2 separate regions of the Homo sapiens genome follow, and region 1 is linked to region 2. A link is a contact called in ENCODE Hi-C or POLR2A ChIA-PET data. All regions are on one chromosome and are shown on one strand. The core of a region is the stretch at or near the end of the contact, and the rest is flanking DNA. Distances in the headings are between cores, read along the strand shown. Region 1 holds the start of CCDC77 (coiled-coil domain containing 77). Region 2 overlaps B4GALNT3 (beta-1,4-N-acetyl-galactosaminyltransferase 3).

The links. A loop is a pair of places that touch in the nucleus more often than their neighbours do. ChIA-PET counts read pairs that join two places held with the same protein, here RNA polymerase II (POLR2A). Pooled maps may share reads with other maps.
Region 1: a loop to region 2 is called in a pooled map, with 4 times the contacts of the local background. The contact joins the promoter of CCDC77 here to the enhancer-like site in region 2. A Hi-C loop is called at or near these places in 9 of 50 pooled maps. POLR2A ChIA-PET finds 5 or more read pairs at or near these places in 5 of 52 experiments (A673, AG04449, K562 and 2 more).

What each region holds. Positions count from the first base shown.
Region 1 is chr12:400,300-403,490 of GRCh38, forward strand. It overlaps CCDC77 (coiled-coil domain containing 77), which reads left to right and starts at 1,345. Exons shown (of 13, transcript NM_032358.4): 1 at 1,345-1,385. LOC105369594 (a long non-coding RNA gene) reads right to left here and starts at 1,111. Exons shown (of 4, transcript XR_007063149.1): 1 at 1,019-1,111; 2 at 594-751. RefSeq lists enhancers at 869-1,188, 1,603-2,155.
Region 2 is chr12:536,753-540,270 of GRCh38, forward strand. The region is part of intron 3 of B4GALNT3 (beta-1,4-N-acetyl-galactosaminyltransferase 3); the gene reads left to right. Among named protein-coding and RNA genes, the nearest start is that of B4GALNT3, 79 kb to the left of the region's middle. RefSeq lists enhancers at 1,527-2,256, 2,257-2,986. Within about 2 kb of position 2,044, at least 14 of the 41 ENCODE cell types and tissues checked have a DNase peak (open chromatin) inside an H3K27ac peak, as active enhancers do.

The DNA.
Region 1 (3,191 bases), core at 95-2,594, 140 kb before region 2:
ATGTCTGTTTCACTTTCTTATCATTTTTGTGTTTACTGGAGTAGCACTTTTAATTTCCTTCAAAAACTTTTCCTTTGCATGCACAACTTGGCTAACTTTGGTGCAAGAAGACTGGCTTTCATCCTGTCTTGGCTTTCAACATGCCTTTTTCACTGAGCTTAATCATTTTCAGCTTTTTATTTAAAGTAAGAGATGTGTGACTCTTCCTTTCACTTGAACCCCCACTGTAGGATTGTTAATTGGTCTAATTTCAATATTGTTGTATCACAGGAATAAGGAGGCAAGAAGAGAGGGAGAAAGGCAGGGAGACTGCTGGTCTGTGGAGCAGTTAAAACATCCACAACATTTATGAATTAAGTTTGCCATCTTATATGGGCATGGTTCATGGTGCCCCTAAACAATTATAATAGTAATATAAAGGATAACAGATCAGCATAACATATACAATAATTATGAAAAAGTTTGAAATATTGTGAAAATTACCAAATGTGGTGCAGAGACACATAGTAAGCCTGTGCTGTAGGAAAAATGGCGCAGATAGATTTGGTTCCATGCAGAGTTGCCACAAACCTTACATTTGTAAAAACAGTTACCTGGGAAGCGCAATAAAGGAAAGTGCGAGCCTGTAGCAGATGCACGTTCCATTTAGACATCCTTAGGACTCACACCAGCGAAGGGCCCCAGCTTTTCCATACCAGTAGCTGTAATTCTGAGACGAAAGTGCTTTTCCCCCACCTTTACACCTTGCTTTCTGGAAAGATAAGACCATAATGGATTTTGAACTTGCTTTTATCATTAAAGCCCAGTGTCTTACATTTCTCCGGAAAAGGAAGCAGTGTTTGCTATGGAACAAATAGTAGAATTTTAATACATAGTCCCCTGACCGTAGAAACTGAACCTCAGGTCCTATCCTGGCTCTAGGCCACCCGGTCATGGAAGAAGAAACTTTTCTTAGAATCTTTATCTCTTGAGACAAGCTTGGAAATTACAACATATATGTACCATGAACGCGAAGTACCTGAGCTCAAAGCAGTTGAGCAATCTTAAGTGGGGGTGCCCGAAAGTGGTGCGTTCTGACCCCAAACGTCACACTACCCGTCCCTGGAGGAGCGGGTTGCAGCCCAGCTGCGTCGCCCCGCGCAGAGCTCCAGGCAGAAGAAAACTACATTTCCCAGAGACCTCTGCGCGGTCGGGAGCACCGCGAGGAGGGGCGAGATGGGGGCGGGCCTCTGTGTGAAGGCCCTTCCCATTGGTGCGCATTCCAAAGGGCCATGTAAACTTCTTCGCGATTGCACGGATTCAGGGACGCTCAGTGGCGCCGCGCCGCTCCTTGGTTTGACTTTTGTTTTTCAGTTGCGTTCCCTGACTCGGAGTCTTAGTGTGTCGTGAGTATAGAGTTTCGGGTTTGGGGTGAAGGGGTTAGGTAAGAAGCCTTGGGAAGAAAATCTGGTTAGGGAGAAGTAACTGCGGAAGCAGTGCGGAGGAGAGGACGTGAGCCTGAATGTGGTGTCCGTGGAGGGGCTGGGGACCGGAGGAGGAAAGCTCCAATGTGCAAAGGGAGAGACCTCAGGAGTGCTGGAGCGTTGGGACCTGGAGCAGTGAGGCGGTCGAGAATGGGATGAAGTGGGAAAAGGAGTACGGGATTCGGGCGCCCTGGAGATGCGTTCCGGTGTACTCTAACCCCACGCTGGTCTAGCTCTCAGTTTCCTCATTTGTGAAATAAGGGATAGTGAAAATACTGAACGGTTGTTGGGATAATAAATTGTACAGATTTGTCACGTGGCTAAAAGAAAAAAATTCAAAGTGCTACACAAATGTTAATTGTTAGTAGACAAGCTATAAGAATATATCTAAGCAAGGGTATTGGAGATAGGTGCAGAGACCCTAGCTGAAACCCGTTAATTTACCTATAAACAAAGGCATTGTTCCTTTGGAAGAGGCAATGAAGAGTAAGACGCGATTTCTGTCTGTAGGGAGCGCACGCTAGCATGGGAGAAACGATAGCAATAAAGCACTCTAATATGTTGACTTGTAGATAATTTCAAAGGCAGTTCTTTTGCACTTAGATCATTTTTGCTAAATCATTTTGGATGGGGAGACTCAGGAAAGAGAAAAAGGAGGTGGTATTTAAGATGAGTTTTCATGTACAGACTAGATTTTGTTAAGTGAAATTATGAGGGTTGTGGAGGGAGTTGTGTTCCAGCTAGAGGGAAGCTCATGAACAAAGGTATGGAGGCAGGAAAGTTATCTGGAAACGGTACATTTAGGAGAGTAGAGAGAAATAAGGCAGGAAAGTTAGGTTTGGCCCTTATGTAGAAAGCCATGAATTCTAGGCTAACAAATTGGATTTAATGCTTTAGGCTATGAGGTGCTACTGATGTATTTTATTAAAGAAAATGGTCCAGGAGACGCAAGGAGTAGGTAGAACCGTTAAGGTGTTGTAATGGTGTGGGTAAGAAGTATTGAGACTCTGAATTAACATGGTCATTGTGGAGATAAAATATACAAGATATTCATATGGTTAGACAGGAGGTTCAGAAGAATGAGTGATCAAATGATGAATTTAAGTTGCCAACTCCCGGTTGCTTGGAAACGCTGAATTAGTAACTAAAATAGGAAAGTCAGAAGGGGCATGTTTGGATAAAAAGATGATGTGTTAGGTTTAGGAAATGTTAGCTTTGAGATGCTAAAAAAATACCTAACTTGAGTGATTTCTTTTTTAAGTTAAACGTTTCAAGTGCCAGTGGGACTATGGGTGAAAATGTCCACTACATTTTTGTTAATTCAAATCAAGAGGTTGAAAGAGATGTCGTTTATTTATTCAACATGTAATTGTTACTTACTGTATGCCATGTAGTGTTTTAGATGACAGAGTTAATAATAAAAACAGGAGGAATAATGATGTTCCCAAAGAAATGGTTAGAGGAAATGATAAAGAAACTTGAAGACAGAACCTCTGAGCCAAGGGAGTAAAATTGTCAATAATAATAATAGTCCACATTTACTGAGTGCTTATATATGTGTCAAACACTGTCCCTCGGCCTTATATCCGTACACCAACCTATGACATAGAAGTAACTGAAATTTAGAGAGGATAACTTGCCTGAGGTACACAGCTAATAAGAGGCAGGGCTTTGACTCAAACCCAAGTCTGATATCAGAGCCCACATTCTCAACTACAAAGCAATATT
Region 2 (3,518 bases), core at 794-3,293:
CTTTGTGGATCATGTCATCTCAGCTTTGCGACCCTGTGGAATAGTATCATTATCCTCATTTTATAGGTGGAAAAACAAGGCTCAGGAAAGCTACAAGACTTTCATGGCCATGCCAATCCCCAGTCTTAAAGATAAGCATCCCAAACTGTCTTTCTTGGGCCACTATCTTAAATCCCATAAGATATTCCAGGAAGAAAAGAGTCCATTGTTAAATAAGCTTTTAAAACTATAATATACTACCTTGCCTTCCTGGAAATGTACATTAGCATATGAAAGAGTATGAGAAGTTCTGCAGCCATCTGTTTAACTTGGTTTAGCTCAGCATGTCTCAAACTGAATTGCTTTTTTCCATGAAATGCCTATTATACTCTATGAAACTAGTGCTCGAGGATCCATAGAAATGCTGTAACGAACATGCACTGGGAAACTCTGCTTTAGAAAACTTACAGGAAGCAGTTAAATGAATAAAAGTTATCAGAACCATCATAATATCTTTCATTTTTACAGGCTTTGATAGATTGTGTGTCATCTTTTGGTTTTTTATTTTTTAGAGACAGGGTCTTGCTTTGTTTCCCAGGCTGGAGTACAGTGACACAATCATAGTTCACTGTATCTTTAACTTCTGAGTAGCTAGGACTACAGGGATGTACCACCGTTGCCTGGCTAATTTTTAAAATTAATTTTTATAGAGACAGGGTCTCACTATATTGCCCAGGCTGACCTCAAACTCCTGGCCTCAAGCGATCCTCCTGCCTTGGCCTCCCAAAGTGCTGAGATTACAGGCATGAACCACCATACTTGGCCCCAGATTCTTTTTCTTTTGGTGAAGAAACTGAGGCTCAAGGAAGTTAATTAACATACACAAGATTACCTTGAGTAAATAAATCGTTATGTCAAGATTTCCGAGTAGCACGGTGCTTTGGGGATGAAAATTTTAAATTTGAGTTTCCTATTTTACAACTTGTTTAGAACCCAGCGTCTTTAGTCTCGAGGCCCTGCGGACACAGATTACTTTTCTTGGCTGGGTGGTACGGGCTAGCTCATTGTCTTCATCCATACCTATCATAGGTGGAGCTCTTCAGCCTGGGTGGTTTTATTTGGAATCCACCCACTTGCTCTGGGGCAGGAGTGAAGGAGGCAGTATTGTACTGAATGTGACGTTAGTTATCCACACTGTGAAACTACCTCCTTTTAAAGCCCTGGGAGAGGATGGATTACAATGCTGGCACACCTGCACTAGATGACATCACCAGGTAATTATGCCCCGCCCTACCTGGAGATAGTACTTTGAAAAGAACTTGCTTTACAGATCATTTGGTCTGGTGATCCAGCCTTCTCTCCTTTAAGGATAGCATGGATCCTTTTTCTTAATAAACCAATTATTTTGAAAGCTTATAGCGCCATAACATTCTACATTTATTAATAATTAATTTATCCACTTGTTTTTGCCAATCAAGGCCATATGTATAAACATATAATGAAACAAAAACAGTGAACAAATAGTAAACAGTGATCAAAATTGGGCTGGGCTTGGTGGCTCAAGCCTGGAATCCTAGAACTTTGGGAAGCCGAGGTGGGAGGATTGCTTGAGCCCAGGAGTTCCAGACCAGCCTGGGCAACATGGTGAGACCTTGTCTCTACAAATAATAAAAAAAAAATAGCTAGCCGTGGTGATGCACGCCTGTGGTCCCAGCTACTTGGGGGGCTGAGGCGGGAGGATTGCTTGAGTGTAGGCAGTTAAGGCTTCAGTGAGCCGAGATTGTGCCACTGCACTCCAGCCTGAGTGACAGAGTTGAGAACCCCATCTCAAAAAAAAAAAAAAAAAAAAAGAAATATTGGCTATTTTAGTAAGTGTGTATGGCCTTTTGGTGGTAAATGACTGATTTCCATTTTTAAATACTAAAAATAGCTTACAAAATATTCATTACAGTCTTCATGGATGTTCAGGGGTTCACTGATCCAATCCTCTTATTTTATCAATGAGGAGAATAAGGAAGGAAGGTCCTGGAGAGGCCAAACCACACGCAGTCACACAGCTGCATTATGGTGCCAGCTGGCATCCAGCCCAGCCTTGCAGTCTCGCCACATTCTGGGGACTTCTGTTCCCATCCCCTTGCCTGTCCTTGGCCAGCAGGAAGTTCCCAGGTTAATAATACACATCGTTTATTGAGCATCTACTACTGTCCGGGAGCTGTCAGGTTGTTCTGTTATCCCTCTTCCAGATAATGGCTCAGAGAGGTCAGCTCAGGGTCACAGAGTTAGTGCAGGGCCCTGCTAAAGGTGAGCAAGGGCAGGAGATGAGAAAGATGACGATGGCCTCCTCTTTCACTGTTTCCCTGCCCCGAGCTTTGGCTGGCAGCCCAGGGTCTCTGAGGCCAGAAGTCACTCCGGAGACTCAGCAGCCTCAGACGTTTTACTTGGTGCACCAGAGGCTGACTGATCAGATTGGATGGCTAGGGGCCTGGGCTTCATGGAGTGACTGTTTCAAAACTTGTTCACACCAACACTGATCACAAGACGCTCATTAACAAACCCCAGTGCCAATCTGTTCATGTGTTGGTAAATACACTGCTCCATTCACCAAAATGCTATGTCTGCCAGCCAGGCCACTCCCCAAACCCAAGATAGTTACAAGAAAGAAATTTGGTGAGTACAAAGTCAGATCAAAGCAAGTGAGATCAGAGTTCTCGTGGGTTGTTCACACAGGCTTTGAGAAGGCAGTGTCTCTCTTTTGTGGACAGAGCTGTGACACAGACTCCTTCCTGTTCTCAGCCTTTCCTTTAAAAAAAAAAAAAAAAAGAAAGAAACAGCTTTATTGAACTGTAATTCACATACCATACACTTCACCCATACACTTCGTTTAAAGTGTACAATTCAAGGCTGGGTGTGGTGGCTCACACCTGTAATGCTAGCACTTTGGGAGGCCAAGATGAGAGGATCGCTTGAGGCCAGAAGTTTGAGACCACCCTGGACAGCATAGGGAGACCCCATTTCCACTAAATAGAAAAATGAGCCAGCTGTAGTGCCGTGTACCTGTAGTTACAGCTACTTGGGCAGCTAAGGAAAAAGGATTGCTTGAGGCCAGGAGTTTGAGGCTGCAGAGAACCATGATTGTGCCACTGCACTCCAGCCTGGGCAGCGGAGTGAGACCCTGACCTTAAAAATAAAATAAAATAAAATAGATCGAGTACCTCGAAACTCTGAACAGGACATAGGAGTTCCTGGTGTGTAGGAACCGGTGACCTGATCACCCTGCTGTGTTCCTCCGGGGGAGGCCCCACTGCCGCATGAGTTAGAACTGAACCACTAGCCAGGTACCCTTGGTCTTGCGAGTTTGACTCTGGTTGAGTAGCAGAGGGTATAGCGGAAGCAGAGGGCCAGTCAGCACTCATGTCCTGCGATGGGCTTCCGAGTGCTCCTGGAGGAGGCTGACGGTGCCTGCCTTCGTGCGCCTCTGAACCTCGTACCTCTGCCAGAGCCCCTGGCGCAGGTGACACCCTTTTGTTTACATGTCTGCC